Linked DNA regions of Homo sapiens: region 1 is linked to region 2. The links are chromatin loops, found by intact Hi-C in ENCODE. Cell type or tissue: PC-3. All regions are shown on one strand. Links, peaks and the distances in the headings refer to the core of each region. The heading gives the core; the rest is flanking DNA. Region 1 has its middle 68 kb from the start of ZNF248. Region 2 holds the start of ZNF25 (zinc finger protein 25).

The links. A loop is a pair of places that touch in the nucleus more often than their neighbours do. Peaks named below come from ENCODE experiments on the same cell type or tissue, not always from the same donor. Only the 100,000 strongest peaks of a DNase experiment are listed, where the experiment ranks them.
Region 1: a loop joins it to region 2, with 9 times the contacts of the local background. A loop is called at or near these places in 1 of 110 quality-filtered maps.

Annotation. Positions count from the first base shown.
Region 1 is chr10:37,787,403-37,791,803 of GRCh38, reverse strand. It overlaps a transcript of ZNF248 not described here. Among named protein-coding and RNA genes, the nearest start is that of ZNF248, 68 kb to the left of the region's middle. In PC-3, for the core only: no CTCF peak of the experiment used is centred there; a DNase peak (open chromatin) is centred at 2,003; H3K4me3 peaks cover 715 bases; H3K27ac peaks cover 2,316 bases.
Region 2 is chr10:37,974,308-37,978,708 of GRCh38, reverse strand. It overlaps ZNF25 (zinc finger protein 25), which reads left to right and starts at 2,062. Exons shown (of 6, transcript NM_145011.4): 1 at 2,062-2,203. ZNF25-DT (ZNF25 divergent transcript) reads right to left here and starts at 1,954. Exons shown (of 6, transcript XR_930830.4): 1 at 1,704-1,954. RefSeq lists enhancers at 1,819-2,048, 3,089-3,178 and a silencer at 2,089-2,498. In PC-3, for the core only: CTCF peaks have their summits at 1,724 and 1,923 (motif pointing left); a DNase peak (open chromatin) is centred at 2,038; H3K4me3 peaks cover 2,266 bases; H3K27ac peaks cover 924 bases.

The DNA.
Region 1 (4,401 bases), core at 203-4,202, 190 kb after region 2:
TAGAGACTGCTTGAGAGAGCTCTTTCAGGTTGGCTTCTGGGTTCTTTCAACATGCTCCCAACCTTTTGTTGTTAAAGGAATTAAAATGTTTATTGCATTTATAAGGTTAATTTTTATTCAAATGGCTTTCTTCTTTTTGTCTTTTGTTGCTGCTTTTAATTATTTGGAGAAGGTTATATGCTTTTCATAATGACATCCCACTGAAATCCATCTGTCTCCCACTTCCCTGTTGTGGGGTGGCTATTTCAAGTTCATCAGATAAGCCAGAAGCTAATCTCCACCTCTTCAATTGGTATATGAAAAACAGAAAAAGTCCCATACAAAAGAGTATACCTGAAAACGAATATACCTGAAAGTAATAGTGTGCTAAAACTGCCAAGGCTTTACTCACATTTTTGTATCAGTGTATTCACATCTAGCATAATAAATGACCATTAACATATTGTGGAAATAAATAACAAAGGCCGGGCACGGTGGCTCACACCTGTAATCCCAGCACTTTGGGAGGCCGAGGTAGGTGGATCACGAGGTCAGGAGATTGAAACCATCCTGGCTAACATGGTGAAACCCCGTCTCTACTAAAAATACAAAAAAATTAGCCGGTCGTGGTGGCGGGTGCCTGCAGTCTCAGCTACTTGGGAGGCTGAGGCAGGAGAATGGCGTGAACCCGGGAAGCAGGTTCAGATCGCACCACTGCACTACAGCCTGGGAGACAGAGTGAGACTCTGTCTCAAAAAAAAAAAAAAAAAAAAAAAAAAAAAGAAATAACAAAGTATAAGAGAAACAAAAACATAGACCATTTTTCAGCCCCAAGGTGGGAACTTGACTGTTGTCATGTCAGAGCTAAACTACACTTCTAGTACACTTTTTTTTTTTTTTTTAAGATAATGGGGTCTCAGTCTCTTGCCCAGGCCAGACTGCAGTTGTTCAATCATGGCTCACTGCAGCCTTGACCTTCTGGCCTCAAGCAATGTTCCTATCTCAGCCTCCCATGTAGCTGGAGCTACAGGAGTGCACACTCACACTTGGCTAACTTTTTTTATTTTTTATTTTTATTTTTTTAAAAAATTATTTATTTATTTATTTATTTATTTAGAGACGGAGCCTCGCTCTGTCGCCAGGCTGGAGTGCAGTGATGCCATCTCGGCTCACTGCAACCACTGCCTCCCAGGTTCAAGAGATTCTCCTGCCTCAGCCTCCCGAGTAGCTGAGACTACAGGCGTGCGCCACTACGCCCAGCTAATTTTGGTATTTTTAGTAGAAACGGGGTTTCACCATGTTGGCCAGGATGGTCTCGATCTCTTGACCTCGTGATCTGCCCGTCTCAGCCTCCTAAAGTGCTTGATTACAGGCGTGAGCCACTGTGCCCGGCCTAACTTTTTATTTTGTAGAGACAGCGTCTCCCTATGTTGCACAGGCTGGTCTTGAACTCCCAGGCTCAAGCGATTTTCCAGCCTCAGCCTCCCAAAATGCTGGATTACAGGCATGAGCCACCATTCCCAGCCCTAGTTACTTTTTTTTTTTTTTTTTTTTGACACAGAGTCTTGCTCTGTCACCCAGGCTGGAGTGCAGTGGCGCGATCTCGGCTCACTGCAAGCTCCGCCTCCCGGGTTCACGCCATTCTCCTGCCTCAGCCTGCCGAGTAGTTGGGACTGCAGGCACCTGCCACCGCGCCTGTCTCATTTTTTTTTTTTTTTTGTATTTTCAGTAGAGACGGGGTTTCACTGTGTTAGCCAGGATGGTCTTGATCTCCTGACCTTGTGATCCGCCCACCTCAGCCTCCCAAAGTGTTGGGATTACAGGCATGAGCCATGGCGCCCGGCCCCAGGCAGGTTTTAAGTACAATTGAAAGAAAAGATAAAGCTTGTGGTTCATTCATCCACTTCCTACTAGAGTGGAAGTAGTGTCCTAAAACTTCAGGTGTTCTTAGTAAACTAAGCTGGAGGAATTTTTCCCTTGTTCTAGTCCAGAGCAAATATTTGTTTATTGAGAAATATATAACTCCTTCCCCTATCTGTGTTAGTCACCTGTAAAGAGATGAATACAGGCTAGTATCCTGTTCCTCTAGGCTTCTCAGTCAACACAGCTGATGTTATAGAGTTCATATTTTCTGAGAAGAAACTTTTTTACAATAAAGGTACCAGAGAGAGGCTGAATGCCATCAGCTGTGTGTACTTGGGTACATTTTTGGATGAGTAAGCTAATAAATTATCTGTTGTTCTATAATTATGTTTTACCTTGCCTGAGAGAAAAAGATCTTCATTGCCCTGTCCCTTGAAAGCACTGAGAAGGGGTTATCAAAAAAGACACTTCTGAAAATGGCTTATCTTTCTAGATTACCATAAAACACCATTTTAGTTGATACTGATATTCAGCAGACACCTTTTGAGCTCTTCCTGAAATGTTTGCCCTCTCCACCTAACAATAAGTTTATGGAGTCTGAAAAATTACTCTGTAGAGGGCATTTTTGCTCAAAGCAGTCTCCATTGGCTTTTTAGCAGTTTTTTTTTTTGAGATATAATTTATGTAACTTAACATTCATCCACTGTGTACAATTCAGTGATATATATTAAATTTTAAGAGTTGTGCAAACATCGCCACAATCCAATTTTACATTTATATCACCCAAAAACATTCCTTCACGCCAATATGCTGTCAGTCCCCACTCTAACTCCCAGCCAATCACTGATCTGCCCTGTGTCTATAAAATTGTCTTTCAGCCTGGCCAACATGATGAAACCCCATCTCTAACAAAAATGTAAACTTTAGCCGGGGATGGAGGCATGTGCCTGTAGTCCCAGCTGCTTAGGAGGCTGAGGTGGGAGAATCGCTTGAACCCAGGAAGCAGAGGTTGCAGTGAGCCAACGTTGTGCCACTGCACTCCAGCCTGGGAGACAAAGTGAGACCCTGTCTCAAAAAAAAAAAAAGTCTTTCTAGACATTCATATAAATATTTAGTCTTGTATGTCTAACTCCTTTTATTTAACAAAATGATTGTTTTAGTTTCATCCATATTGTAGGGGTTCCAGTTTCTCCATATCCTCAACATCATTTGTTATTGTCTGTTTTTATAATAACTATTCTAGTAATTATGTAGTGGTATCTTATTGTATGTTTAATTTGTACTTCTCTAGTGACTAATGATGTTTGCTTTGTTTGCATTTGTGTATTTTCTTTATTTTTTGAGACAGAGTCTCGTTCCATCACCCAGGCTGGAGTGCAGTGGTGGCTTCATGGCTCACTGCAACCTCCACCTCCCAGGCTTAAGTGATTCTCCTGCCTCAGTCTCCTGAGTAGCTAGGATTACAGGCACATGCCACCAAGCCTGGGTAATTTTTGTATTCTTGGTAGAGATGGGGTTTCACCATGTTGACCAGGTTAGTCTTGAACTCCTGACCTCAGGTGATCCACCTGCCTCAGCCTCCCAAAGTGCTGGGATTACAGGTGTGAGCCACCGTGTCTGGCCCTTGCATTTGTATATTTTCTTTGATAAATGTCTCATTCAAGTCTTTTGCATGTTTTCTTTTTTTTTTTTTTTTTTTAAGATGGAGTCTCACTGTTGCCCAGGATAGGGTGCAGCGGCACGATCTTGGCTCACTGCAACCTCCACCTCCTGGGTTCAAGCGATTCTCCTGCCTCAGCCTCCTGAGTAGCTGGGACTATAGGCACCCACCACTACACCTGGCTAATTTTTTATTAGTAGAGATGGGGTTTTACCATGTTGGCCAGGCTGGTCTTGAACTCCTGACCTCAGGTGATCTGCCCGCCTCAGCCTCCCAAAGTGCTGGGATTACAGACTTGAGCCACCATGCCTGGCCAAGTTGTAAGTCTTTATATATTCAAATTATGAGACTTATCAGAAATATTACTTGCAAATATTTTCTACTAATATATGGCTTATCTTTTCATTGTCTCAATGTTATCTTTTGAATCACAATAGCTGTCACTTTTAATGAAATCTAGTTTACTTTTTTTATATGAATTGTGCTTTGTTGTCTAAGAACTCTTTGTCTAACCAGTGGTCACAAAGATTTTTCTTCTATATTTTCTTCTATAAATTTTATACTTTTAGCTCTTATATCTGAGTCTTTGATTCATTCTGCTTTAATTTTCATATATTGTGTGAGGTAAAGGTCTAAGTTACTATTTTTTTTTTTTGGCATGGGGATATACAATTGTCCCAACATGATTTGTGGACATACAATTTGTTTTAATGCCAAATTTAATTTCCTCTTGAAGTATCTTGGCACTTTTGTCAAAAATCAGTTGACCAAAAATAAATAAATAAATAAATAAACCAAAAACCGAAAAACATACATACAAAAGCAAAACAGGAAAAAAGATCAGTTGACCAGTGACACATAGCATCCTGGGCAGTAAAAGTTTATTCCTGGACTCAATT
Region 2 (4,401 bases), core at 270-4,269:
TTAAATTTTGATTGAAATTGTGTTAAATTTTATAGTTTCTCTAAGGGTAAATATAAATATAAAAATTTGGGCTGGGCGCAGTGGCTCACGCCTGTAATCCCAGCACTTTGGGAGGCTGAGGCAGGTGGATCACGAAGTCAGGAGCTCAAGACCACCTTGGCCAAGATGGTGAAATCCCGTCTCTACTAAAAATACAAAAAAAATTAGCCAGGCGTGGTGGTGGGCGACTGTAATCCCAGCTACTCAGGAGGCTGAAGCAGAGAATTCCTTGAACCTGGGAGGCAGAGGTTGCAGTGAGCCGGGATCATGCCACTGCATCCCAGTCTGGGTGACAAAGCCAGACTCTGTCTCAAAGAAAAAAATAAAACAACTGAATTTTCCTTCTTGCAAAAAGGGAAAAAGACCTTTACTCCTCTCTTTTCTTACAGCATTTCCTTAAGAAAACTTGTAATTGTAAATCCCTTCTCTGTCCCTGTGAGATATAGCAAAACTTTTTAAAAAGTAAATAAGCTTCTTGCTAGTTTAACAACCCAGGAAGGTCTTTCTTAATGGCCTTGGGTCATGTCTTTGAAATGTAAGCATCAAGGAAGATTGCACCCCATCTCCCTGCCTCTGTGGTAAACTCCTAGGCTCCTGGCTACCCGCGGTTAACTACCTGCGTGTCATAGAGATACCAGAAACTTTACTTTTCATTTGCATAATGGCAATTAACTAACACTGATGGCTACCCTAATTATCAGGTGAATTTCAGATGAATTATGCATAGCAAATGTTGCTGTACAGTCATCTTACTTGAGGACAAGTTATTTTTACCTTGAGGAAATAGAATGCGTTGTACCAGACCGGCTAATACAAAAAATGATAGTTCTTCCTGTCTTCATAAACTCATTAGTGGGTTGCCTGTGACGCACATCGCAGTCTGGTTTAATGTTTATTCAATAATGTAACTGTTTTGTTCTTTTCTCCATCTGTGGAGAGAATTTTCTGGGTTGGCAAGAGGCTTTATTTTAAATTATTTCCTCAATACTTCCCATCCAGAAAGGTGGTGTGTGTGTGTGTATTATGTGCGCATATTTTTATATGTATATATATGTGTGTTTATACACATGACAATATATACGTTTTTTTCTAGATGATTCTACATGTTTTAATGTAATAAAGTTATTGACCAGGAAATATATAATTTGTTTTACATATACAGCCAAGTCCTCTCTCTGTATCCGCGGGGGATTAGTACCAGGACCTCCCTGGATTACTCAAATCCAGGGATGTTCAAGTCTCTGGTAGAAAATAACCTGATATTTGCATAACCTACACACCTCCTCCTGTATATTTTAAATTATGTCTAGATTAATTGTACACCTAACACAATGTAAATACTATGTAAATAGTTTTATTGTATTGTTTAGGGTATAATGACAAGGGGGAAACTTTGTACATGTTCAGTAAGATAGAATTTTTAAGTATTTTCATTCTGAGCTTAGTTGAATCCATAGATATGCACCCCCAGGATAAGGAGGGATGACTATATATATTCCTTAGTGAAATGATAGTCATGATACTCTATACCATTAGGTTAAAATTTGTGTAAATTCATGAGAAGGATGTTCACCTAACATTAAGCGCTTTTGCTTTTGGGAAGTGGTATACTCGTTTTCTGTTTTAGCTTATACATATTTTGTAGTTTATTACGTTTCGCGTACCGTTTGCACAATTGTGAAAGCTAGCATTCCTAAGAGGAAGCGGTTACAGGGCATTATCCTTCATTACTCCACGTACTCCTGTACCCACGGAGTTCAATCACTTTAACAAAACTGCCCATCAGTGTTCCTTGGAGCACCTCACGGTGGATTTCTGTCTTCAAGCCCAGACGTGCAGGGTGCAGCTCTCCGGCCATCACTGAGCAAGGACAGCGCCCTCTCCCGGAAACCCGACAGCAATCACTCAGGCCGCTGGAGGCGGCCGCGCCTCACGACGTCATCCAAGATGGAGTCGCAGCCGGGCCTTCTGGGAAGCGTAGTTCTGGAGTAGGGCTAGGGAAACGTTCTGCGCATGTGCAGTGTCTTCTTTCTGGCATTGGCGTTTTTTTGGTCTTACGCCCTAGGGTGGGGAGAGGACTCCGGTGCCTCCGGGTCTGGGCTGGGCCGCAAAGGGCGGGGCCTGGGCCCGGCGCGGGCCGGGAGCAGAGGCCGAGACCCTGCAGGTGTGTCGAAGGCTTTTGCGGGCGGGCAGGGCCTGGGAGGCGGGGTCTCGAGCCTGGAAGCCGCCTCCTGGCCCCGGAGCGGCCTCCGCGGAGGGCCCTGGGTGGGAGCCGCCTGGTGGGGAGGTTGGCTGGCTGCGCTGGCGCCCCTGCCCGGAATGGCGTTTGCGCGACCTGCTTGAGGGGCGGCCAGAGGAGGCCTGCGGTGCTGGGCAGTGGGCGCCCGGAGCAGCCGCATTGTGTGACGTGACCGGAGCCGCCATGTGAGGCGCGCTGGCCGCTGCAGACGCGGCGCTCCAAAGCCGCAGGGACGTGGGCTCTGGTCCAGCGTCTGTAGGTGGTCCCAGTGCGGCTCGACGCGCATCTGGCAAATGATGGGGGCCTTTGGGTACTGAATAGGGTAATAGATGTAAAGTATGATACAGGACTCAATAAAGGTGAGCTGCTTCTATTATTACAAAACATGCTGTTTTCATTATTGGCTCATTTAATCATCGTAACCATCCTTTCGACTTAACCATCTCTATTAAAATAAATGTGACTATTAAAGATTCAGAGAGAGAAATCCGTTTACCCACAGTATTAGCAGGTGGGATGTAAATCCTCACTTTTTCCTCTGAGTTAATGCGCCTTGCCACACTAAAATCCAGTCTTGACTTGTATTTAGCACAGCATTTGCCCCTTGAGCACCACCAGAACGTAGCTGTGTGGTGTACTTGAACCCAGTCTCAACCAGGTAGTGTTCTGTTTCCAAAAATGCTTGGGGAATCTTCAGAGCACTTGAGTCAAAAGGTGAATTATTTAAGGCCTTCCTGCATCCTCCAACCTTAGTCTCTTCTCAGAGGACTGTGAAACGTGTAAATTGAAACCACAATTTGAGCCCTCAATTTTGCATTTTACAGGAGAAGCTGGGAATCCCATCCAGCCCAGAGGCTAGTTTCTAAAGACAGGAAATGGGACAAAAAATTTTTTTAAAGATGAAAACTGCAGTTCATCAGTTCCTCCATTTTATGGTGGTGATCTTATAATGCCTCTCATTGGCTGATAACTGAGCTTAGGCATTTCGTAAGCACCATGCTAGCTGGAAGTGGTTTTTGCTGCTTATTTTAGTTTTTTTTTTTGGTACATAATGTACATATTTGTGGGGTACATGTGATATTTTGATATATGCATACAATGTGTCATGATCAAATCGGGGTAATTACAATATCCACCGCCTCATTTATCATTTCTTTGTGTTGCAAATATTCGAAATCTTCTAGCTATTCTGATAGCTAATAAATTATTGCTAACACTTGTAACCATACTGTGCTATTGAACACTAGGACTTAATCCTTCTACCTAACTGTATTTTTGTACCCATTAACCAACCTCTCTTCATTCCTCACTCCCTACTTCCCTTCGCAGCCTCTGGTAACCATCATTCTACATCGTATCTTCATGAGATCAACTATCTTAGCTCCTGCGTATGAGTGAGAACATGATATTTGTCTTTCTGTGCCTGGCTTATTTCATGTAACATAATGCCCTCCAGTTCCATCTTTGTTGCTGCAATGACAAAATTTCCTTCTTTTTATGTCTGAATAATATTCCATTGTGTATATATACCACAATTTTCATTATCTATTCATGCATTGATGGGTACTTAGGTGGATTCTGTATCTAGACTATTGTGAATAGTGCTGCGATAAAAATGGGAGTGCAGAGATATCTTCAATATACGGATTTCCCTTCTTTTGGATATATATATAGCAGTGAGATTGCTAGATCATATGGTAATTCTGTTTTCAATTTTTTGAGGAACCTCCATACTGTTTTCCACAGTGGCTGTACTAGTTTACATTGCCACCAAGGTTGTATGAGGGTTCTCCTTTCTCTATATCCCAGCATTTGTTATTTTTTTGCCTTTTTTATAATAGCTGTTTTAAGGGGTAAAATGATATCCCATTATGGTTTTGATTTGCATTTGTCTGATGATTAATGATGTTGAAGATTTTATCGTATACCTATTGGCCATTTGTATGTCTTCTATTGTGGAATGTCTGTTCAGATCATTTGCTCAATTTTTTTAAATCAAATTTTTTGTTTTCTGACTGTTGAGTTCCTTGTATATTCTGGTTATTAATTCCTTGTCAGATGGGTAGTTTGCAAATATTTTCTCCTATTCTTTGGGTGTCTTTTCACTGTTATTGCTTACTTTG